Linked DNA regions of Homo sapiens: regions 2 and 3 are each linked to region 1. The links are chromatin loops, found by intact Hi-C in ENCODE. Cell type or tissue: heart right ventricle. All regions are shown on one strand.

Region 1 (8,000 bases):
AGCCTTACTATTAAATGGTTGAAGAAAGAGCTCAAAGATGGCAGATAAATGTATTGTGCTCTTGTAATATGAAGAGTTAACACTCAGATTAGGATCTGAAAGCATAGCTATCTTGAAGTCATGTGGTGATTTCTTTTGAGAAAGTACGCAAGGAATTGTCAAACAGTGGCAAATGAATAGTAAGTTAACACACTTCTTCAAAAGAGTGGACAGGGGCTGCTTTTAGGATAGCTCAGCTTTGGTTGTGATGCATGACACATGAAACGAAATTGGATATTGCACAAAGCCAAGAATGGAAAGCAATATGGAGACAAGCTATACTTTGCAGAGATTCTGCCTGGTAGTGTGGAGACTTCCAGTGCTACTTGTTTTAAAATAGAGACATTTATGCAGGGGAGAACAGTCCAGTGTCAGCTTAGATGAACAAATTTCAAATTGGGAGTCCATCTTATTTAAAACCTCTTTCCATTATTTTTCATATGAAATGTGAAATAGGGAAAAGGAAAAAAGTGTTATGGAATTTATTTCCTTCTAGAAGAGAAAATAAAAAAAGAAACAAATCACAACTATTGCCAGATGAACGCCTTGTATAAAATAAAATGACAGGTTTAATGTATTGCAAAATACCATTTGAAGAGCTTCCTCATCTGAGAAAGCATTTGAATTTTATTTCTTTAAATGAATGTAACTATTCCCATGTGCATCTGTTTCAGACCAGAAAACTCTCTGGGTGCTTTTTCTAACCAACTTGAAGAGAAAATTCAGTTACTATTGCTTGTTTTTAAGCAAATCAAAAGCCAACTGAGGGCAATAAATGAATTGCATGATCATTTACACTCCCTGGATTATGTATAACCAAAGAGTGAAGAGAGAAAAACTGTGTTTGCATTCATGGAAGATAAATTAAGAAAAAATTTAAAAGTGTTTTGTGTGTGCATGTGTGTGTGTTTGTGTGTTTGTGTGTGTTTATTCTTTTGTTCAACTGGGCTGGGTTTTAAAAATTCTTGGATCAGCTTTCATCTTGTAGGAAAGTAAGGTAGCAATTTTTCTTAAGGAATTGGCAGTGATGTGCTCAAGTGCTCAGCTCTTTCCTTCTGGCAGAAAGAGCTTGGAGCAGGTTAGAGTGGAGGAGGAGCCAGCAGTGACTAGGAGGAGAGGGGACTGCTCAGAACCTGCCATTCAAGGCTGGTGGCAGCTTTTTACAGGCTGCCAATAGGAGTGTGGTGGCAGCAACTTATGGGTATGCCAAAGAAAATGGGACCATATGCCAAACTCTGGCGTGTGCAGCACCTACAGCTTGCCAGGGCAATGGCATAGGCTCCAGACAGACTTTTAATGTCCTGTCCCAGAAAGTAAGCAGCCCATTCCCACTTATTCCACGAGATTGGTAAGTGGTTGGATGTTTTAAAGTTAGGAAAACTCCTGGTACAGAAATGTGCCATTTGGCTTACTGTCATTTAGTCATTTTTCAGATTAGAAAAGAAGGGAGAGAATCGGCAGTTTAATATTCACGTCTATTAAGCCATGCAAGCAGTTGCCGAGTAGCAGTCCATTCTAGGGTAAACAGGCAATGCTCTCTGGTCAAATATAGGTTCTATGTTAATGAATGAAATATATAAAACAGGACACTTATTTGTTCTCCCATATAAAAGAAGTCCTGCAAAGTCCTGGATGACAGAACTTAATGTATGCTTTATTGTAATCCTTTTTCTAGTCTATCTTCTTTTCTAAACTGTAAACAATCGCAGCAATTTAGTTCAGCTAAAAAATGAGCTATACAGTTTCACATTTGAACTTATTAAGTTTTCAATGGGCCAGTGAAAAACGTCCCCCCTATTTTTTTTTTAACTGCTTCCCCTATTTAAATGCTCAGCATAAGAACCCTGGTCCTATACAATTTATCCAAAGCTTGGGCAGCCCGAGAGCCCTTTTATCCCTCACTAGTGAATCAGTTCTATTGTAGGAGAGAGACATTCTTTCCTCCCCTTTTCGCTTAAAAAACATAACAAACCTGAATAGACTCCAGGCTAGAGTAGTGGAGAGAGTGATTTTTATTAGATCTAACATAGTTATTGGCAAATGCCTAAAGACAATATTTAAAAAGAGAGCTAGAGAAAGAAAAGGCTTTCACTTTATGCCTTAAAGGACAGATTGGTTACAATTTAACATCTAAGAGGAAAAATTTATAGAATTAAATGGCCTAACATTCCTCTTTCTTCAACATACATATGAGAAATCTAAGCTAAGAGGACATCTGGAATGGAACGTTATTCAGCAATCAGAAAGCAAAAATTCAAACCATTGATGTTTTGATGGAGACAAACACAACTAGATTCACAAAGAGGAAAGCTGCAACCTATTGAAGTTAAAAAAAATTCCATATGCATTTTACCTTTTGGGCAGTTCTATTTCAGAAGCCCTTTGTAATATGAAACCCACTGTAGATAAGATACAACATGAAGATAGTCTGTTTTGCAGCAGCAGGAAATCAAATTGGTTCCAGAAACGAAGTTATATGACAAATGGTTTAATAGTATTGCTAGAATTGGAAATCTTGATTGAATTATTTTTAAATCATTAAAAAAAAGATTTTGAAATAACTTTGCCATGCTGTATAAATTGGTGATGGTGGTAGGGGGTCCACACAGGGAGTGTTGCTGAGGTTAGGAGGCATCTCATTTTATTGGCCTTTTAACTAAAGCATTATAATCTGTTATCAAAATTTAAAAGTTCAGTGGTGATTTACTGTTAATTCTGGTTTGCAACAAATATTTTCAGACAAACACGATACTTGAATTAACATAGCTAATATGTGTTGTGGAGTATTAAACAGGTTAACAAATATTGATATATTCTAGTATCATTTCCAAATTATTTTTAGGTTTAATCTCAACACCAGTCAGCTTTGCTTTACTTAAAAAGCATCAGAAAAAGTTCATTAAGTCTTAGGCAGGTCTTGGATTGTAGAAGAGACTTCTAAGTAGTTAGCAAGATGTATCACTGACAGAATAACCCAGTGCCTAATGCCTGTAGGTGAAATGAAATCGTTCTTCTGGCTGAAGTCAGGAACAAGTTAAAATATCACTTAGAACACAGCATACGACTGCAGAGATTTAGGAGAAATCTTACTTAAATAGGATGTGACTTGACGTTTAGGACTATTTTCTAAAAAGTCAAAAAACTTTTCCCCCTTCAGTACTTACAGTCTTTGAAGACTAGAGCCGGATCTCTGTGAGGCAAGACTTGGGCAATGATGTGTCTCAGAGATTCCAAGGTTCTGTCCATCTTGGGTCTGCCTGTGTGAGCCTCCTGTACAGAGTGTCCTCATGCCTGAATTCTTGCAGTCCTGGGCTGAATTTCTGCAGCTCATTGATGCACTGGATTACCAAGGAATCCCTTTTAACATCTGCCAATCAGACATTTCCCAGAATCTAAAGACCCCTCAGGGGGCCCTCTTCCCAGGCTCACTTATCTTTGTTGTATGCTGAGCTAATTAGCTCGAAAGGCTGGCTGACAGGCGGGTTCCCATTGCTTTCTTCTGTTAAACACACCCACCTACAGGCTAGCTGGGGAAGCTCGCTAAATTATGAAAACAGCTTTCCTCTCCAACCAGATTTTGTCTGAATGCTGTGCAGCTTTCTGACTTGAGTATTTCTTCTGGCCCTCCATCTTCAATTGTGTTGCCCCCAGGAATATGGAATCAGGAAGGTTATTTCTCCAGGAAATTTCCTGAATGACAAGACAGCTTCCAGCTCAGGACTGCCAGCTATATGTTAACAGTATAATCCCTATAAATCTAAATTTTCAGTGTAATTCTTCTTTGGTAAAGGAGTGCTATAAAGATTATGGGGCTGGGTGCAGTTTATCATGCCTGTAATTCCAGCACTTTGGGAGGCTGAGGCGGGCAGATCGCTTGAGCCCAAGAGTTCCAGACCAGCCTGGGCAACATGGCGAAACCCTAACTCTACAAAAAATACAAAAATTAGCTGGGTGTGGTGGTGCATGCCTGTGATCCCAGCTACTTGGAGGGCTAAGGCAGGAGGATGGTTTGAGCCTGGAAAGTCGAGGCTGCAGTGAGCCCAGATTGTGCCACTGCACTCCAGCCTTGGTGACAAAGTAAGACCCTGTCTCAATTTTTTAAAAAAATCTTTCAATAACTACCTTAAGAAACATATATGTATTTTCTCGTCCTGTTTCTTTGTTTTATTTTTCTTTTTAATAGGGTCTCATACTGTCCTCCAGGCTGGAGTGCAGTGGCGTGATCATAACTCACCGCAGCCTTGACTCAAGTGAGGGGCTTGAGCCCTGGACTCAAGCAATCTTCCCATCTCAGCACCCCAAGTAGTTGGGAGGCACACGCCACCACGCCTGGCTAATTTTTAAATTTTCTGTAGAGATGGGGTCTCACTGTGTTGCCCAGGCTGGTCTCAAACTCCTGGGCTCAAGCAATCATCCTGTCTGGGCCCCCAAAGTGCTGCGATTACAGGCGTGAGCCACTGCACCCTGCCCTGAAATTTTTAATAATTATTAAGTGAAAGGAAGTGAATTACATCAGAATTAATTAAAGTCAACCTTGGGAATGATTCACTTTGAAGGGTAAATAGGGAAACAAATGTTCCCAGGCAAGCTGTAAGACAGTCTGTCAGGTTTTACTTGCCCCTGCCCAATAGAAGTGACTAAAATTTGGGAGGGTTGTGGGGGGTAACAAGCCTTGGCTTCCAGAAGAGTGGCTCCTGAATTCAAATGCAAGGCTTAATTTAGTCCCTAGCTGTATCCTTTTTTTTTTTTTTTTTTGAGACAGAGTCTCACTTTGTCATGCAGGCTGGAGTGCAATGGCATGATCCGGGCTCACTGCAGCCTTGACTTCTCAGTCTCAAACGGTCCTCCCACCTTAGGCTTTCTAGTAGCTGGGACCACAGGCCCACGCCACCGCACCTGGCTAATTTGTGTATTTTTAGTAGAGAGGGGGTTTCACCATGTTGCCCAGGGTGGTCTCAAACTCCTGGCCTCAAGTGATCCACCCATCTCGGCCTACCAAAGTGCTAGAATTACAGGCATGAGCCACCATGCCTGGCCTTTAAAGATCTTAAGAAAACAGAAATTCTTTTTCTACCTATTCATGATCTATACTACCTGTAACACTTTGTTAAATAATCTTTCCATAGAAGACATAAATATAAGTCACAGGATTCCTTTTCCATAATAAGGATTTATACCAGATATAAAATAACTAATTTTAGTGGTTGTAACCAATGTTACTTGTTGAAGGAGGTTGTTGAGGATTGTCAAACTTTTATTTAAAATATTTTTCCAGGGTAGCCACAAAGATTGCTTTCCAGTGTTTCTTCCAATTTTCAGATTCCATAACTAGGTTGTATTTTATGATGAACTGAAAGTAGACCTTTAAAGACTGTATAAAAATGAAATACCTTCCATGTGATCAGCTTCTTCAGCTAGTTTGTAGAAGAGCAGGCTTCATAAAAGGAAATAGATGGAACCGAACTAGAATAATAATTCCTATTATACTCACTGTATTAGTTCATGCTGCTAATAAAGACATACCCAAGACTGGGTAATTTATAAAGGAAAGAGGCTTAATTGACACACAGTTCAGCATGGCTGGGGAGGCCTCAGGAAACTTACAATTATGGTGGAAGGGGAGACAAACACATCCTTCTTCACATGGCAGCAGGAAGAAGAAGTGCCAAGCAAAGAGGCAAAACTCCTTATAAAACCATCAGATCTCATGAGAACTTACTCACTATCATGAGAACAGCATGGGGGTAATCACCCCCCTGATTCAATTACCTCCCATCAGGTCCCTCACACCACACGTGGTGATTATGGGAACTACAATTCAAGATGAGATTTGGTTCCAGGTGTGGTGGCTCACACCTGTAATCCCAGCACTTTGGGAGGCCGAGGCAGGCGGGTCACCTGAGGTCAGGAGTTCGAGACCAGTCTGGCCAACATGGTGAAACTCCAGCTCTACTAAAAATACAAAAATCAGCTGGGCGTGGTGGTGCATGCCTGTAATCCCAGCTACTCGGGAGGCTGAGGCAGGAGAATTGCTTGAACCTGGGGAGGCAGAGGTTGCAGTGAGCCGAGATTGTGCTGCTGGACTCCAGCTGGGGCAACAGAGTGAGACTCTGTCTCAAAAAAAAAAAAAAAAAAAGGATGAAATTTGGGTGGGGACGCAGCCAAACCATATCATGACTATCACTTAGCAAATGCCCGCAGGGAGTATATGCCACACAGAACACAGACACAGGGTTGCCCCAGAGTGCAAAGACATTGTATAAGATAAGAACTTGAAAGAAGTGGCCCTTCATGTTAAGACATTTTCTTTAAACAGGGTCCCAAAGTGCACTTTATATGAGCTGTGCCAAATAGGAAATTGTCAATGTCCTTGCTGTCCAGGAGTTTATCATCTAAAACAGAAATTAGATGCTTTGTGGACAAAAAAGCTATTATCCATTGATTGGACACAAAGTATAAATGAAGTACTTTCAATGTGATATTGAATTGAAAACCAAGATATTTAATATCACCACTAGAGAACCAAGAAAAATGATATGGACTTCTCAAAGAAGTAAGCCTGATAATATTAAAAAAAAAAGAAATGTTTGGATTTCAGTCAATAAATGGGCATTTCTATATGCTTAAATATAATTCCAGCAGTATTTAAAAATATTTTGGTTGCATTTTGGTGAAAGCAACACTGAACGTGGGATCATTAAGACCAGGGTTTCATGTTCATTATCTATATAACCTTAAAGAAGCCACTCATTTTTGGGCTCAGAGTCCTCTTCTGTAAAATTAAGGGATTAAGCTGGATGCTCTCTTTCAGTTCTAACATACATTTTTCTATGCCTGTATTACAAATGAGCACAAATATTATCACAGATTTTTTAGCCTTCTGTAAGTTCATATATTTGTTTCCTAAGGGTGCAGTGGTCTTCAAACAAATCACTTCTATTCCCACAGTCAATCTGATTGTTATCCATTCATCAGTATGAGAGACACAAATCAATATGAGGAATTCAAAGATGTTCACTTCTAATATTAATTACAATGAAAGGTAAGAATTTGTTGAGAAAACTAATCTTCTTGCCAAGTGCAGTTGCTCACGCCTGTAATCCCACCACTTTGGGAGGCTGAGGTAGGTGGATAACCTGAGGTCAGGAGTTCGAGACCAGCCTGGCCACATAGCGAAACCCCATCTCTACTAAAAATACAAAAATTAGCTGGGCTTGGTGGCGCATGCCGTAATCCCAGCTACTCAGGAGGCTGAGGCAGGAGAATTGCTTGAACCCAGGAGGCGGAAGTTGCGGTGAGCCGAGATCGCGCCACTGCACTCCAGCCTGGGTGACAAGAGTGAGACACTGTCTCAAAAAAAAAAAAAAAAAAAAAAGAAAGAAAGAAAAAAAGAAAACTAATCTTCAATTTCCATAAGGTTTTTCTTTAAAAAGCAAACTATTGAGCATCTTCATGGAGAGCTCCAAAACAGCTTCATGAAGAGAAGTCCGTATAAATATCATGATTTTTAATGAGTTGTATTTTGAGAAATGAAAAAGGAATTCTAAGAAAGGTGGATTATACAACATTCCAGTTAGATAGCATAGTTTCTTCATTCCTATTAAGCCCAATCCTTCAGCAGAAGTTTTCTTAAAACTTTGTTTATGCATTTCCTTCTTAAATGCCCATAAAGACTTTTTACCTTAAAATGCTATTGTAAGATAGTCTAGAAAAACAACTATTTCTTACTATTCTTTATTTGATGTAAGAAGCATCTGATAGAGATGGAAGAACCTGAGAAACCCCTGAATAGTGTGTCTATTTTAGCACAAATTCTAAAGTTCACATTAGATTTCAGTGTAAACCTCAACCATCTGTTGGCATATACCAAAAACAAAAGTATTCAAACAAAGTAAAACCAAAATGATGTTTTTACAAATCTTGTCAGAGTGTACTAATCAGAGGATGAGAAATGACATACA
Region 2 (8,000 bases), 530 kb before region 1:
CAAAATCAATGTACAAAAATCTGTAGCTTTTATGCACTCCAGGACATTCAAGCTGAGAACCAAATTAAGAACATAATCCCATTTACAATAGCCACACACATACACACACACACGCACAGTTAGGAATGCGTCTAACCGTGGAGGGGAAAGATGTCTGCAAAGAGCATTACAAAACAGTGACGGAAGAAATCATAAATGACACAAACATGGGAAAACATTCCATGCTCTAAATGTCCATACTGCCCAAAGCAATTAACAGATTTAACACAATTCCTATCAAATTACCAACATTATTTTTTCATGGAATTAGAAAAAACAATCTTAAAATTCATATGGAACCAACAGAGTCATAATAACCAAGGTAATCCTAAACAAAAAGAACAAAGACTACAGTAACCAAAACAGCATGGTACTGGTGCAAAAATAGACACATAGACCCATGTAACAGAATGCAGAACCCAGAAACAGAGCCACTCATCTACAAACAACTGATCTTTAACAAAAGGTGACAAAAATAAACAATGGATAAAGGACACCCTGTTCGACAAATGGTGCTGGGAAAACTGGTTAGCCATGTGCAGAAGAATAAAACTGGACCCCTACCTCTCACCATATACAAAAATTAACTCAAGATGGATTAAAGGCTTAAATGTAAGACCTCAAACTATTAAAATACTACAAGAAAGCCTACAAAAAATGTCTTCTGGATATGGGCCTAGGGAAAGAATTTATGCTTTTAAGACCTCAAAAGCAAATGTAATAAAATTAAAAATTGAAACCTAATTAAACCAAATACTTTCTGCACAGCAAAAGAAGCTATCAACAGAGTAAGGAGACAGCCTACAAAATGGGAGAAGATATTTACAAACTATACATCTGACAAAGGACTAATATTCAGAATCTATACTTAACTTAAATCAACAAGAAAAAACCCATTAAAAATTGGGCATAGGATATGAACAGACACTTCTCAAAAAAAGACATACAAGCAGCCAACAAGCATATGGAAAAATGCTCGACAACACTAATAATCAGGGAAATGCAAGTCAAAAACCGCATGAGACACCATCTCACACCAATCACATAGCTATTATTAAAACGTCAAAAAATAACAGATGTTGGTGAGGATGCAGAGAAAAGGGAACACCTATACACTGTCGATGGAAATGTAAATTTGTTCAGCCACTGTGGAGAGCAGTTTGGAGTTTCCTTGAAGAACTAAAAATAGCACTACAATTTGACCCAGGAATCCCATTACCATGTGTCTATCCGAAGGAAAAGAAATAGTTCTACTAAAGCTATTCCTGTACTTGTATGTTCATGGCAGCACTATTCACAATAGCAAAGTCATGGTGCCCACTAATGGTGGCTTAGATGAAGAATATGAGATACTTAGACACTATGGAATACCATTCAGCCTTAAAAAGGAATGAAATCATGTCCTTTGCAGCAACATGGATGCAGCAGGAGGACATTATCCTAAATGAATTAACACAGAAACAGAAAGTCAAATACCACATATTCTCATTATAAGTGAGAGCTAAACATTGCATGCATGTGGGCATAAGATGGGAACAATAACACTAAGGACTCCAAAACAGGGAGGGAGGAAAGAGAGCAAGAGTTGAAAAACTACTTACTGGGTACTATGTTCACTCTCTGGGTGTTGGGTTCAATAGAAGCCCAAACCTCAGCATTTCACAATATATCCACGTAACAAACCTGCATACATACCCGCTGAATCTAAAATTTGAAGAAAATAAAACAAAAACAGAGAAATCTGCACTTGTACCGGTTTAAAGAAATAAATACGTTTTAATCTAATCAAATATATCAAATCTTTTACTTTATAATTTTGGTTTACTGGATTTTGTTAATATGCTCTTTCTTACACTGAGATTATGCAAAAATTCTTCTGCATTTTCCTCAAACTTATTTTAGTTTTGCTTTAGATGTTTAGATCTCTTATCAACGGGGTAACAATTTATCTTTGTGTATGATATAAACAAGAAGTCTAAATAAATATACACACATATATACATACATACACACATATATACATGTGTAAATACACAGTACATGTAATTTTTCTCTGTGGGTAACCAATTAATGTTTATCAGTTAGCCCATGCATGTTCTATTGATTTGTAATGCCACTGCTTCATGTATCCAATTTCCAAATATGTATGAGTCTCTTTCTGAACTCTCTATTCTGTTCCACTGGCAAGTCATCCATCACTGTGCCAATAGCACACTGCCTGAACTACTATAGTTTTATAATAAGTCTTGATATCTGGTAGAGTGACCCTCTCCATCTTCTTCTCTTTCAGAATTTTCTATTCCTAGCTGTTTTCTTCCATTCAAATTTTGAAATAAGCTTGTCAAGTTCAGCAATAAAAATCCAGTTGAGGTTATAATTTGAATTGCATTAGAATAGATGGATTTGAAGATGAATGACAGTTTTCTTCTTATCCTTGAACATGGTTTCATCTCTCCTTTCATTTAAGTATTCTCGAAGGTCTTTCAATGAAATTTCATACTTTTTTCATATTTGCACATCCTTTGTTAGATTTAATACTAGGTACTTCAGATTTTGTAATACTACTATTTGTGCTATCTGTATTTTCTGTTTAAGTCTTCACAACCCTATGAGTTAGATATTTTCACGTTCATTTTCTAGCTAAGGAAACTAAGGTCCAGAAAGATTAAGTAACTCACCATGTTATCAGTAGTCAGTGATGGGGACGGGATGCAAAACAAGTTCTATCTGACCCCAAATTCTGTGTTCTTAACCTCCAATCCATACTCTGTCTTCTGATGATTGTCTTTAAAGCATTTTTAAATGAAACAACTTAAGGGTATTCAAAGGCACAAAACAACAACAACAATAGTAACTACCTATCTCCCTGGAGAAAACGTTAAGTACCTCAAACTTTATTCTCTATACAAATAACCTGGGACTTCTATTACAATGTACATCTTAATCCTGTAGGTCTGGGGTGGAGCCTGCAAATATTTAGGTATTCCCAAATGTCTTTCAATGAAATTTTATACTTTTTAAAATAATTGCACATCTTTTGTTAGATTTAATACTGGGTGCCTTATACTGTTTTTTAAATTGTTGTTCATTTATCTGCATTGTGAGGCTGGGTATCCTCACAGCCCTATGAGTTAGATGTTTTATGTCTATTTTGTAATGAAGGAATCTAAGGTATAAAGTAACTAACAATATATCATCAGCAGTAAGTGACCAGGTAATACAAATGCTGCCGGTCCAAGGAACCCCTTCCAGAACCACCACTAACTCTACAGCATTTTCTGGTGAGGAACCCTTTAATTAACATGATTAAAGGTGAGAACTCCACCAGATGGCAGCAGAAGCTCATCATTTTGTCTCAAATGATTCCATTTCCCTCTGGATGGAGTGTTAGCTGTTGGCAAATGCCTGACTCGTTAGGTTATTGCGGTGAAGTGAATCAGAATCAGGGCCTTTCACTCCTGATGCTGTGTGCAATCTTACCTACTACAGCGCCTCAGTGTTGACAAGGGATTTTCAGCAAAAGCATCCAGCCGGGACATGCCCACGAGCTTCTCCCAAAAACCTTATGGCAGGAGGCTTATAAATGAGAATGAAAACTGTTTTCCATGGGTTGCTTTTTCATCACAGTGAGTTCAATTTAGGTACTTAACCAAGAAAAGGAAACATGATTTGAAATGTTTGGCAGGGGATTAGAAGAGGAAATGATTCATTCACTGTGGGGAACGGGAAGCTATTCAGGCAGATAAACCTGAAACAGAGTCCAAAGATTCAGAGGAAATCCAAGAATAATGCCAGGGACCCACCTCCATCCAAAGCCTAGGCCCAGCCTCTCCCCAGGGGTGCCAGATTACCCCTCTTCCTCAGTGCTTTTTTTCTTTTTAAAAACTGAATATATATATATAGTTGAATTATGAAAAGGATCCATCATCTTGTACTGCTCCCACCCTAAGCTTGGTAAAATGAGGCACCTGTCACTAAGAAGGCTAATGAGTTCATTATATTCTCTTGCCTTTTAGTTACTTAAAAGCAATAATTTGGGCACTGGGGAGGCCCTCAGCGCTGCCTTGAGTGAGCTGTGAGTAGGCTTTAGCCTAGTATAGGCAGCCCCCAAATTTCAATAGTTCAACTTAAGATTTTTGAACTTTACGATGGTGCAGAAATCATATGCATTCAGTAGAAGCTGTACTTGGAGTACCCATACAGCAATTCAATTCTGTTTTTCAATTTCAGTACAATATTCAATACATTACATGAGATATTCAGCACTTTATTATAAAACAGGCTTTGTGTTAGATGATTTGCCCAACCACAGGCTATTGTAATTGTTGGAGCATATTTAAGGTAAGCTAGGCTAAACTATGATGTTCAGCAGCTTTGGTGTATTAAGTGCATTTTTGACTTACAATATTTTCTATTTCCAGTAAGTTTATCCCATCGTAAGCCAAAGAGCAGCTGTACAGGATGGCATTTGGCAGTCCCTAGGCAGGTCTCACTTCCTCCTCTCCCCTTACTCTGCCATAACCATCTCTCCCATTGACTCAGTCAGCACTGTCTGTGCTGCTGCACAGGGCTGTCTCCCAGAGTGTGTTCACATAGTCCAGTCTATCAGATTGCTTTGCTAATGTGCCAATGGCAACAGGGAGAATGAAACAGACAAGGATTCTGTGGGCTGTCCTTGGCTGAGACGCACATTGAGGGAGAATTCAACCTGCTCCACCACGCCAGGCCCCAGGGAAGGAGGCCAGGGAGCCTAAGAGGGGTCAGGTGGAGGTGTATGGTAGTGAGTAGGGAATCAGGAGATTATCAGCCGTCCTATTATTTAATGGTTCTTGCTTCAAGCATTTGCTGGGAAAGAGGGGTCCCGAGAACAGGTCCATGCCACTGAGACTCAGTGACTTATACTAGGGCAAGTGTAAATGTTCTGGTATTAGGGTTCTCTTGACAACCAGAACTAATAGGGTAAATATATATTAGAGTTTATTAAGGAGTATTAACTCACATGGTCACAAGGTCCTACAATCGGCCATCTGCAAGCTGAGGAGCAAGGAAGCCAGTCTGAGTCCCAAAACTGAAGAACTGGGAGTCCAATGTTCAAGGGCAGGAAGGATCCAGCACAGGAGAAAGATGTAGGCTAGGAGGCTAGGCCAGTCTAGTCTTTTCACGTTTTTCTGCCTGTTTTATATTCTGGCCATGCCGGCAGCTGATTAGATGGTGTTCGTGTTCACCCAGATTAAGGGTGGGTCTGTCTTTCCGAGCCCACTGACTCAAACGTTAATCTTCTTTGGCAACACCCTCACAGATACACCCAGGATCGATACTTTGCATCCTTCAATCCAATCAAGTTGACACTCAGTATTAACCATCACAGTTTACATCTCAGGCTCCAAGTGTTAAATCTTCATCCATAGCTCTAGAAGATGTTCATCTAAGCATGGAAGTGATGCTCTGTAGGGCAGTGTCCTAAGGGAGCCCCTCCCTTAACCCTTCTCCAGCCTGTGAGGTCCTACTGAAGAGTCAGAGACAGAAAGCAACCAAGTAGGTTCCTCCTGACAAGAAGCTTCTAGAAGTCAGGAATTCCAGCCTCATGTATGGCCACCATCCACTTTAGTGCCTGGGACATTGATGTGGCACAGACTGTATTGCTAATTAACTTGCATGTATCATCACACTCCATCCTCACCAAGATTCTCTGAGGTAGGCACTGGTACCATCTTCACTTTACAGGGAAGAGAACAGCAGCTTAGCAGGTCAGGGTACTTCTCCAAAATCATGTGGCTACAGGATGTGGAGTTGGGGTATGAACTTAAAACTGAGGTCCAGGGTCCAATGTGTGGCCTCTTAGACACCAAGCGCTCGCTCGCTCTCTCTCTCTCTCTATATATATACACACACACACACACACACACACACACACACACACACACACATATACATATACATATACACCAGAAATAAGACACCAAGCATCTTGACCACTGGCCAAGATTATCAAAAAAATTTTTGGTAGTGGGTTTTGGACCCCAGGACTCTTTTCTCTGAGTCCGAAGCCTCTGGTTCTCTCATGGCAGGGCAGGGCATGGTGCCCTGGAGCTTTCAGCCGCACTTCCCTGTTGCTGCCTTGACCACACCTTTCTTATGGCTCTGTCTTAATCCGTTGACACATCAAGGCCATTGCTTGAATCATAGGCTAACACACTGGGACAGGTTGCTACTGTGAATCACTTTATAAAATAAAGACACCTTTTATTTAAAAATTCCCAAGTTGATTTTTTGTTAATTCTCCACCAGTGATTTTCAACTATCTCTAAATCACTGACTGCTCTGAGAATGTAGTAAAAGCTACAGACTCTTGCCCTATAAAAGAGCACACACACACACAACAGGGCACACAACTTTAGGTAGGGTTCATTTATCCCCCCAAGTCCTATCTAGAAACCTCAGGCTAGGAACCCCCAACAAAAATGGCGATTATTTGGGTATATTCAAATTGGAAAACACCTACAAAATGCCATTGTCATCATTTACTAAAGGACAAGCTAAAAAAAGAAAGGGACAGAGCTTGGACATTATTCACCTGAAGTTTGTATATTTTAATCTTTATGCAGGCATCAATAATATTGCTTTTAAAACTCTTAGGAGGCCGGGCACGGTGGCTCATGCCTGTAATCCCGGCACTTTGGGAGGCCAAGGCGGGCGAATCACAAGGTCAGGAGATCGAGACCATCCTGGCTAACACAGTGAAACCCCGTCTCTACTAAAAATACAAAAAAAAATTAGCCAGGCATGGTGGTGGGTGCCAGTAGTCCCAGCTACTCGAGAGGCTGAGGCAGGATAATGGCGTGAACCCGGGAGGCGGAGCTTGCATTGAGCCAAGATCACACCACTGCACTCCAGCCTGGGCAACAGAGCAAAATTCCATCTAAAAAAAAAAAAAAAAAAAAAAAAAAAAAAAAAAAAAAACACTCTTAGGAGAAAGGATTTTACTAGGAAGATGTAGAGGTTATTCTAATTTTTTAAGCAGTTCTATCTGGTGTCTTAAGGAGGGAGGAGGATTTGGAGATTACTTCAGCTGGAAGGAATAGCATTTGCCTAGCTGGACAGGAACCAGGGGTCTGTCCCACATAGGACAAGGCTCTGCTCTCCACACAGGACAAGGATCTTCTAGGGGTGTTAACTGAGGGGGGCCAGTGGCAGGAGCTTGGCTTAGAATGGGAAAACAGATCAGAGACTTTAGCTCCATCCACGCAGTCCTACAGGGCTAACTCCAGGGCCCACTTGCAGAGAGGAGAACAGATTTTCAGGCAGAAGGTAAATGTTGAGCATCTTAGGATATTCTTGAGAGTCCTTTGCCCTCCTGGGAGATCTATCTGAGCTCTGTGCTTCTTGGCTTAAAGATAATGTAACAGAGCTTTGCAGTCAGGCTAGGGTGAAAAGCCATCCTGGTTTGCCTGGTATTCTCCTGGTCTTAGTGAGATGTGACAACGTGCTAGCAGCCCTTGCTTGCTCTCAGCACCTCCTCGGCCTCGGTGTCCACTCTGGCCATGCTTGAGGAGCCCTTCAGCCTGCCACTGCACTGTGGGAGCCCCTCTCTGGGCTGGCTGAGGCTGGAGCCAGCACCCTCAGCTTGCAGGGAGGTGTGGAGGGAGACGCACGGGTGGGAACCGGGGCTGCGCATGGCGCTCGCGAGCTAGCGCAAGTTCCAGGTGGTTGCGGGCTTGGCAGGCCTCGCATTCGGGGCAGCGGGCTGGCCCCAGGCAGTGAGGGGCTTAGCACCTGGGCCAGCAGCTGTGGAGGGTGCGCTGGGTCCCCCAGCAGTGCCGGCTCACTGACGCCACCCTCAAATAGCTCGCATTCTTGCCGGGCCTCAGCTGCCTCCCTGCAGGGCAGGGCTCGGGACCTGCAGTCCACCATGCCCGAGCCTCCCCCACCCCGTGGGCTCCCGGGGGACCTGAGCCTCCCCG
Region 3 (8,000 bases), 140 kb before region 1:
CAGGGGACAAGGTGGACTTTGTCTCTTTTGTGAAGTTTCCATTTCAGGGGTCAAAGGTAGAGACTGACTGTATACAAATGAATGAATAAGTAGGTATTGTGTTAAGTAATAAGTGCTAATATGAAAATAAAGCATGATAAGGGAAATGAGAATGACAAAGGAAATGGTGTTTATAATATAATGTGGTTGAGAAGCCCTCCTGTATGGTGACATTTGAACACCATCTAAGGCATGAGGAATGTGGTTTTCTTGGGGAAGAATATTCCAGGTAGAAGAAATAACCAATGTATAGTGCTTGTGTGCAGAAAAGAATTAATATAGGAGGCCTGAGACTGCTATTCTTTGAAAGACCTGCTTGCAAGGTTGGCCCTTGGGTGGCATGTGGGAACTTGGGTTTTGGGAAATTTCCCACTATTGCATAAGAGTGGCTCACTGTGCCTAAACAATGTAGTTTATGCTGAAAATGTGATTTCCTTCTGGGTGTCTGGAGTTTTGGTATGTGCTAGGCAGAAGGTACCTTCGTGACTAGCCCACAGTAAACAGCCTGGGTGCTGAATCTCTGATGATCATCCGTGGTAGATGGCATTTCACACATGCTGTCACAACTTTCTGGAGGAATTAAGTGCATCCTGCATGATTCACTGGGAGAGGACTTGGAAGTTTGTGCCTGGTTTCCTCTGGACTTTGTCCCATGCATCTTTTTTCTTAGCTGATTTTACTTCATATCTTTTCACCGTAATAAATCATAGCAGTGAGTATGACTATATGCTGAGTTCTGTGAATCCTTCTAGTGCATCATCAAACCTGGAACTGGTCTTGGGGACCCCCACATGAGATATGAGATTGAGAGAGATACGAGATTGAGATAAAAGGTTGCTTTGCATGTTCAAGCACCAGCAAGGATCCAGTGTTATCTGAAGTAGAGTAAGCAGAGGAGAAAGTAGTAGATGAAGTTAGAGGGACTGTAAGAGGCCAGATTATTATAGGGTCTGCTAAGCCATAGTAAGGACCTTGATTTTATTCTAAGTGAAACGAAAAGCAATTTGATCAGGAAAGTACCGTGATATGGCTTATTTTGTAAAAGATCACTCTAGTCTTCAACAGTACATGGAGTAAAGAGGACTAGTTAGGAAGTTATTGTAATAGATGGGTGGCGAGATAATGGTAGCCTGGACAAGGGTGGAAGTTGTGAAGGTGATGGAGGTACAACTGGACTTGGAGTGTGTTTTAAAGATTGATCCAGTAGAATTTGTTCATGGATTAGATATGAAATACGAGAGAGGGGTCAGGGTAACTTTAAGATTTTTACCTGAACAACTGGAAAAATGGAGTTGCCATTTGCTGAAATGGAGAAGACTGCTTTAGAAGTAGGTTTAGGGAAAGAAGGGGGAAGAAACTTCCATTTCTAAGTGACTATGAGATATGGATTAGATATCCAAATGGAGATACCACACAGGCAGTTGGATATGGGTCTGAAATTCAAGGGGGAAGAAGTCTGATTAGATATATAAATCAGGGGATCATTTGGAAACCTTGGAGTTGGGAGATCAACTAGGAAGGAAATTTAGATAGAGAAAAGGGGTCCAAAGATCAGATGCAAGGACACACTTTCTTCATTGGAAGATGAGGAGGATTCAGTAGACGAGACCGAGAAGGATGGCCAGTGAATAGGGAGAGAATCAAGAGTAGTGTCTTGCAGCTCTCAAGGAGGAGCAGGTGATCAGTTATATCAAATGCTATCAATAGGTTGATAAGATGAGCCTGAGAATTCACATTTGTATGGCACCAGGAAGTTTACCAGTGACCTTGATAAAAATACTTCCGGCCGGGCATGGTAGCTCACGCCTGTAATCCCAGCACTTTGGGAGGCCAAGGTGGGTGGATCACCTGAGGTCAGCAGTTCAAGAACAGTCTGTCCAACATGGTGAAACCCCGTCTCTACTAAAAATACAAAAATTAGCTGGGCGTGGTGGTGGTGCCTGTAATCCCAGCTACTCAGGAGGCTGAAGCAGGAGAATCGCTTGAACCCAGGAGGCGGAGGTTGTAGTGAGTGGAGGTCGCACCACTGCACTCCAGCCTGGGTGACAAGAGTGAGACTTCATCTCAAAATAAATAAATAAATAAATAAATACTTACAGTAGAGTGATGATTAGAAGATGGCTCAAGAGAAAATGGAAAGAGAGCAAATGGAGATGGCAAATTGAGGACAACTCTTTTGAGGAGTTTTACTACAATGGGGGAACAAAAAAACAGCACGGTAACGAGTTGGTAACGAGGAGGGTGAAGTTAGGGAAAGGTAGAGAGTCTTTTATTTGTTTAAAATTAGGAATGTTACATCGTTTTTGTTTTGTTAATGGGCATGTTACAGTATGAAGGGAAAAGTTGGTGATGCAGAAGAGAAAGGACTGTTGGGGACAACAGTGAGTACTTAAATTTATAGAACAAGTAATAGCTATGAAGTGTGATACAGAAATGAGAGTAATAGGTAATAATTTAGTTATGTGTACAATAATCTTGACATTACTACATTTTTATCAAAAGTGAAATTCATTCAAAAACTACTAGAGTGCCTACTATGTAGTGGGCATTGTTTTTGTCATTGGAGTTGAGTTTTCACTTTTTCCTCTCAGCTTACTGCATAGATGAGGAAATAAATGTGTAACAGATACAGGATGCCATATAAATTGTATTGAAGATGGAGAAATGTGATTTCTATTTCAAACCGGGAAGGTCTTCACAGAGGAGGTGGTGCTTATTTCAGGATTGCGAATGATGACAAGCACATCAATGGATATAGTGTGGCCTTAATATTATGCTCCCTGCCCTATACATTTGTTAGTTCCAAGCATTTGAAGTGACTCTGCAGGAAGAAGAGAGATTCTGGTTACTTCACAACACAATATACTAAAATAAGAAATTAATGACCTACCTAGCAGGGAGACTTTTGAGAGCCTTGTCAATTTATTGTGTCTCCAGCACACAATAAATTCAATGGGTGATTTAAGCACTGGGGATGGAGGTGTAGGTGCCACAGAAAATTTGGCATGTTTTTCTATTAAAATGTTTTTATAAATACTTAGCTTTTCAACACTAACATTGAAACAGTGAGTATACCAATAGACCACACAGAATGACTCATGGTTAGAATAGTGCACATGGGAATCTACTCATTAATTCTTTTTCAAATCCTTTAAAATAATTTTAAGACAGTTGAACACAGTCCACATCTATATGAGACTAAGTAGCAGTATATTATAACTAAGTTCTACATATGAAAGTAAATTTTTAGAATGACTGTAGTTTGAATTTTAGATTCCCAATTCGATAATCTATAGTATTCTATTATTTTCTTTCTTTTTCCTCACTTTTTTTTTTAATAGGGATCTTCTCTCTTGTTGATGTTGAAAACTTACCTTAGTGAAGATGTGTTTCAACATGCTGTTGTCCTTTACCTGCATAATCACAGCTATGCATCTATTCAAAGTGATGATCTGTGGGATAGTTTTAATGAGGTAAGTGACCTGGGTAATTTATTTAGCTCTTACTGTAAAAAGAGAGGAGTTCGTCTATTTATACTTTTTAGCATGTGTGTAAGTTAATCTGTGGTACAAAGCATAGTTATTTAAGAAAGGGGGGGATGGAGCTTGCTATATAAATATTTATGAATGGAGCACTAAATTTTATGTCAAGAAATGGGAGTGCTGTTCTTAGTTGTTGGAAAAGACGTGTGTGGGCTTGGGTAGCCAGTTGTTTTTTTTTTTCCTGTACCTTAACTTCTATTCCTATTTTGTAGGAAAGTTGTCTTCTCCGTATTAATGAATATTACTATATTTTCATTATTTGACTTTTTTTCCAGAAATCTCTTTTCCTATCCTTACCCTTTTAGTTTTTCTGCCTCTTTTGAATGATTCTGTACTCTGCTCTATGAATCTCTTGCCTTTGTGACTGTTCCTCCAGAGTAGATGATACATCACAAGCTGACTGCATATTATCCTTGGATGATTTTGCTGTTGGAATTTTGTCATTCCTGGAAATATTCTAGCAAGCAGTGTAATTATGTAGAAGTTACACTTCAAAGCAGCACATGAACCCGGGCTGCTTCATGCATGTATACTGACTGCAAAACCCTTATAAGCATTTGTGTTTGTTACCCTGATTTAGATTGATGGGTCATAATACTTTGAAAGATCACAGATTTGACTGAGCGTGGTGGCTCACGCCTGTAATCCCAGCACTTTGGGAGGCCAAGGCAGGCAGATCATGAGATCAGGAGTTCGAGACCAGCCTGGCCAATATGGTGAAACCCCGTCTCCACTAAAAATACAAAAATTAGCCAACGTGGTGGCACATGCCTGTAGTCTCAGCTACTTGGGAGACTGAGGCAGGAGAATCATTTGAATCTGGTAAGCAGAGGTTGCAGTGAGCCGAGACTGTACCACTGCACTCCAGCCTGGGTGACAGAGCCAGACTCTGTCTCAAAAAAAAAAAAAAAGAAAGAAAGATCACAGACTTATTTGGAAATTTGATGAAAGTTCTGGCCATATTACTCAGAAAAACCACATATGTGCAGAACATCACACACAGTTTCAAAGTTTTATTGACTCTAGGTTAGGAACCCCTGCTCTGGATCTTTCTCATACACTCTTTACTGCTTCTTTGCCTCATCTGAATCCTGATACTTTCTAGCTGTTAGTCTTTTGCCCAGAAGATATACCTTCCCTACTCTCTGAATTCTCTTTGAGAACTTATTACCTAACAGTTGTTCCCAAATCATTGTTTTTTTCCTCTGATCATATAGTAGTATTTCAATTGAAAGCCACATTGTTTACTTTATACTTACTGTCTTAATCTGTTGGCATTTAGAACATATTTCTGCCTTTCTCATTGACTGCAACTTTTGCATCATGGTGTTTTTCCATCCCAAACTAGTTCCTAACATTATCCTCAGGTTTTTCAGCACCCACATCAAATTATGCATTGGCCTCTTCACTTCAATACTGCTTCGACACCCAAAAGCACCTTGGTTTTAGGCAAGCTTATTTTCTTCTAATCCTCTGGTTCAGAAATAAATAGGTCAGAGCCATGATAAATACAAGTTTAATTAAAATGGGAAGATTTGCTCCATCCTTTTGTGCTTTAAATAAATGGGCATATGGTGATTGAGGTGAGGCCTGCCATAGTAGAGTGATTTTATCAATTTAGGTACATCATGACTTTGTTGCTTACAATTCAAATTCATATATAATCTAGAAAAATAATTTGAATCCTGAGTTTAACCCACCTGCTTTAAAGAGACTGTTGTTCAAAAATTGCTTCTTAGTTATTGATACTAGATGTCTTAGGGGCTTTGGGCCTTAGAGGGTCTGCAAAGCTCTGACACTAGGTTCTAGATTTTATAGATAACTTCATATATTTTCTGGGAAAGAAGGGCTGTGACCACTAAAGTAGTTTACCACTGTTTTCTAGAAAGACTTAAGGCAACTGACCTGTTCATATGTCACTCTTCTGCTGCCGCTGCTCCCTGGCACTCCCACAGTATTAGGTCCTAAGAGACTATCATTGTGGAGGTGGAGGGTAGGAGCATAAAGAGAAACCCAGACTCAGGTGCTTCACAGGATTGAGTAGCAGTGTTTCTGATTCTAGACTGTATATCATTATTCATATCTTGTAGATGTTAGTATTGTGATTTGAAAGAATACTTATACCTTCTTAGGGATTTTAACTTGATGAATTTAGGGATTTTAATGAATTCTTAGTTGGTTGATATATGTGCCACTTCTCAACCTAGTGCCTCCCTCACTCCCTTAGCTATCACTTAGCTCTGTTCCAGGTTACATTCCTTTTAGCAGTTGCTCATTTACCTAGATTAGAAGTGTAAACTCAACATTCATGTTTCTTTTTTATATTAACATTAAATGTAGTCTTTATAGATGGTAGGAAAAGAGGGAAGGGTACAGATAAATTAAAATGTAAAATTTTTTAAACCAATTTTTATTTTTAAGGAAAAAGTTTTATATATATATATATATATTTTGTAGGTCACAAACCAAACACTAGATGTAAAGAGAATGATGAAAACCTGGACCCTGCAGAAAGGATTTCCTTTAGTGACTGTTCAAAAGAAAGGAAAGGAACTTTTTATACAACAAGAGAGATTCTTTTTAAATATGAAGCCTGAAATTCAGCCTTCAGATACAAGGTACATGCCCTCTTTCTTTTCATGCCATCTCTTTTGCACTCTCAGGTGGAAATATTTTTAAGTGTTTTATAATCATAAGTTCTTGTGAAACCTAACAAGATTATCCCTTCCTAGGAATAGCTTAACCTTCCTACCAAATTAAAAAAAAAAAAAAATCATATGTAACTAATTTTCCAATGTTTTCTCTTTACAGCTACCTGTGGCATATTCCACTATCCTATGTCACTGAAGGAAGAAATTATTCAAAATATCAATCGGTATCATTACTGGATAAGAAATCAGGTTTGACTATAATGACAGTTCTGATTGGAAATGGCATAATTTTAAAAATCTGATCAGAGTGCATATATAAGATTACACTTTCCAGTGTGCACACTCTCTGAACTGGTTTTATGAGTTGCATATGCAAGATGTGACTAATGTGAGATTGATTCTGTATATCATGCACAAAACTGGCTTTTAGCCATGTGAAATAAGGTACAAAAATTTGCAGAGAATGTACTGGCATTCCTGAAAGAAAATAGCGAATGCCATGTTTTTATACCCAAGATTAATATTTTGTTACAAAATAAGAGGAGTTTCTTAAAGTATCCTCTGCTATCTACTGTCTAGGGTTGGGCTGAGGCAACTGCATTTTAACAAGATACACCCTAAATGATTTGTGTGTATAATTGAGGTTTATTCATGATTGGATTTAGAGTAAATAGTTATTGCAATATGCCCTGCAGACATAGTATATGTTTTGGGGAACAAGAAAATGGGGCATGAAACTATGATAGGAAGGGGGAGGGGAATAGTAAAATATAAACGTGGTGTATGCTGACCTACAATATAAAAAGCAATTGAAATGTAATTTTGGGCCATTTGTTAAATACCACTATGAATGTCACACCACATATCTTCCTTTTAATTTACATCCTAAAGAAACACAAGGCTCTTGGGTTCTGTAGGACCCGTTAGTGATGCTTTGGATTGAAGAAAAGGGAAAATTTCTCGTTTGAATTTGGATCTGGTGTCAAAGCCTATATTTTTGAGGGGTGAGTGTAGCTTAGTGGTAAGAGAATGAGACTTTAGAGACTGCCGGGTTCAATTCTTAGCAGTACCATTGATCACTTATATGATTTTAGGCGAGTTATGTGAGCCTCATTCCCTCAGCTGTACAAAAGAGATAGTAATTATACTTACTTTATGTAGTTGTGGTGAGGATTAAATGAGTTCATTTATATGAAGCACCTAGAACAATGCCTGGCACATATTATGTGCTGTATTAATGTTAACTATCATTAACGTTATTGAAAAAGTAAATCTTTAATATATCTATATTACATAAAACCTTGAAAATGGAGAGCAAATCTTATTACCCTATCAAAACTATTCTTATGATTATTTGTTTATAGTCATTTTTAATAAATATTTGTACTTAGTCAAAATCATTATGTATATATGATTTCTGTATCTTGCCTTTTTTAACTTAACATATATAGTAATTGACTTAACCTACTTGATTCACCATTTGTTGTTATAAAATATTGCCTTAATTAAATATTTCAAATCTTAAAGGTTTTTCCATTATATGAAATTTTTTAAGGAATGCTTTTCAAAAATGAAGACTGCAGTACCTTTTGTGATTTGGTACATATAACCAAATCGCCCTTTTTATTGTGTAGTTACAGTTGATAATGCCACCTGAAATACATGAATGTGCCAGTTTCATTGCAGTTTTACCATAGTGGAGTGTTAAAGCAGCAACAATCTAATTATTTAAAATCCTAGTGGTAGTTGGTAATGTCATCATATCTTT

Evidence for each region. Hi-C counts contacts between places; a loop is a spot of excess contacts. Peaks named below come from ENCODE experiments on the same cell type or tissue, not always from the same donor. Only the 100,000 strongest peaks of a DNase experiment are listed, where the experiment ranks them.
Region 2: it touches region 1 in a loop (3-fold over the local background); 10 of 110 quality-filtered maps call a loop at or near these places.
Region 3: it touches region 1 in a loop (2.6-fold over the local background); 37 of 110 quality-filtered maps call a loop at or near these places.

The regions. Positions count from the first base shown.
Region 1 is chr5:97,139,292-97,147,291 of GRCh38, forward strand. It overlaps LIX1 (limb and CNS expressed 1), which reads right to left and starts at 3,320. Exons shown (of 6, transcript NM_153234.5): 1 at 3,204-3,320. The coding sequence starts at 3,285. RefSeq lists an enhancer at 3,267-3,336. In heart right ventricle, a CTCF peak has its summit at 3,551; a DNase peak (open chromatin) is centred at 3,411.
Region 2 is chr5:96,610,831-96,618,830 of GRCh38, forward strand. All of the region lies in intron 4 of LOC101929710 (a long non-coding RNA gene), which reads left to right. It also overlaps a transcript of CAST not described here. Among named protein-coding and RNA genes, the nearest start is that of CAST, 48 kb to the right of the region's middle. In heart right ventricle, CTCF peaks have their summits at 3,365 (motif pointing right) and 3,570; a DNase peak (open chromatin) is centred at 3,422; H3K4me3 peaks cover 404 bases; H3K27ac peaks cover 1,787 bases.
Region 3 is chr5:97,000,035-97,008,034 of GRCh38, forward strand. It overlaps LNPEP (leucyl and cystinyl aminopeptidase), which reads left to right. Exons shown (of 18, transcript NM_005575.3): 9 at 3,381-3,512; 10 at 6,039-6,199; 11 at 6,393-6,481. Among named protein-coding and RNA genes, the nearest start is that of LNPEP, 68 kb to the left of the region's middle. In heart right ventricle, no CTCF peak of the experiment used is centred here; no DNase peak of the experiment used is centred here.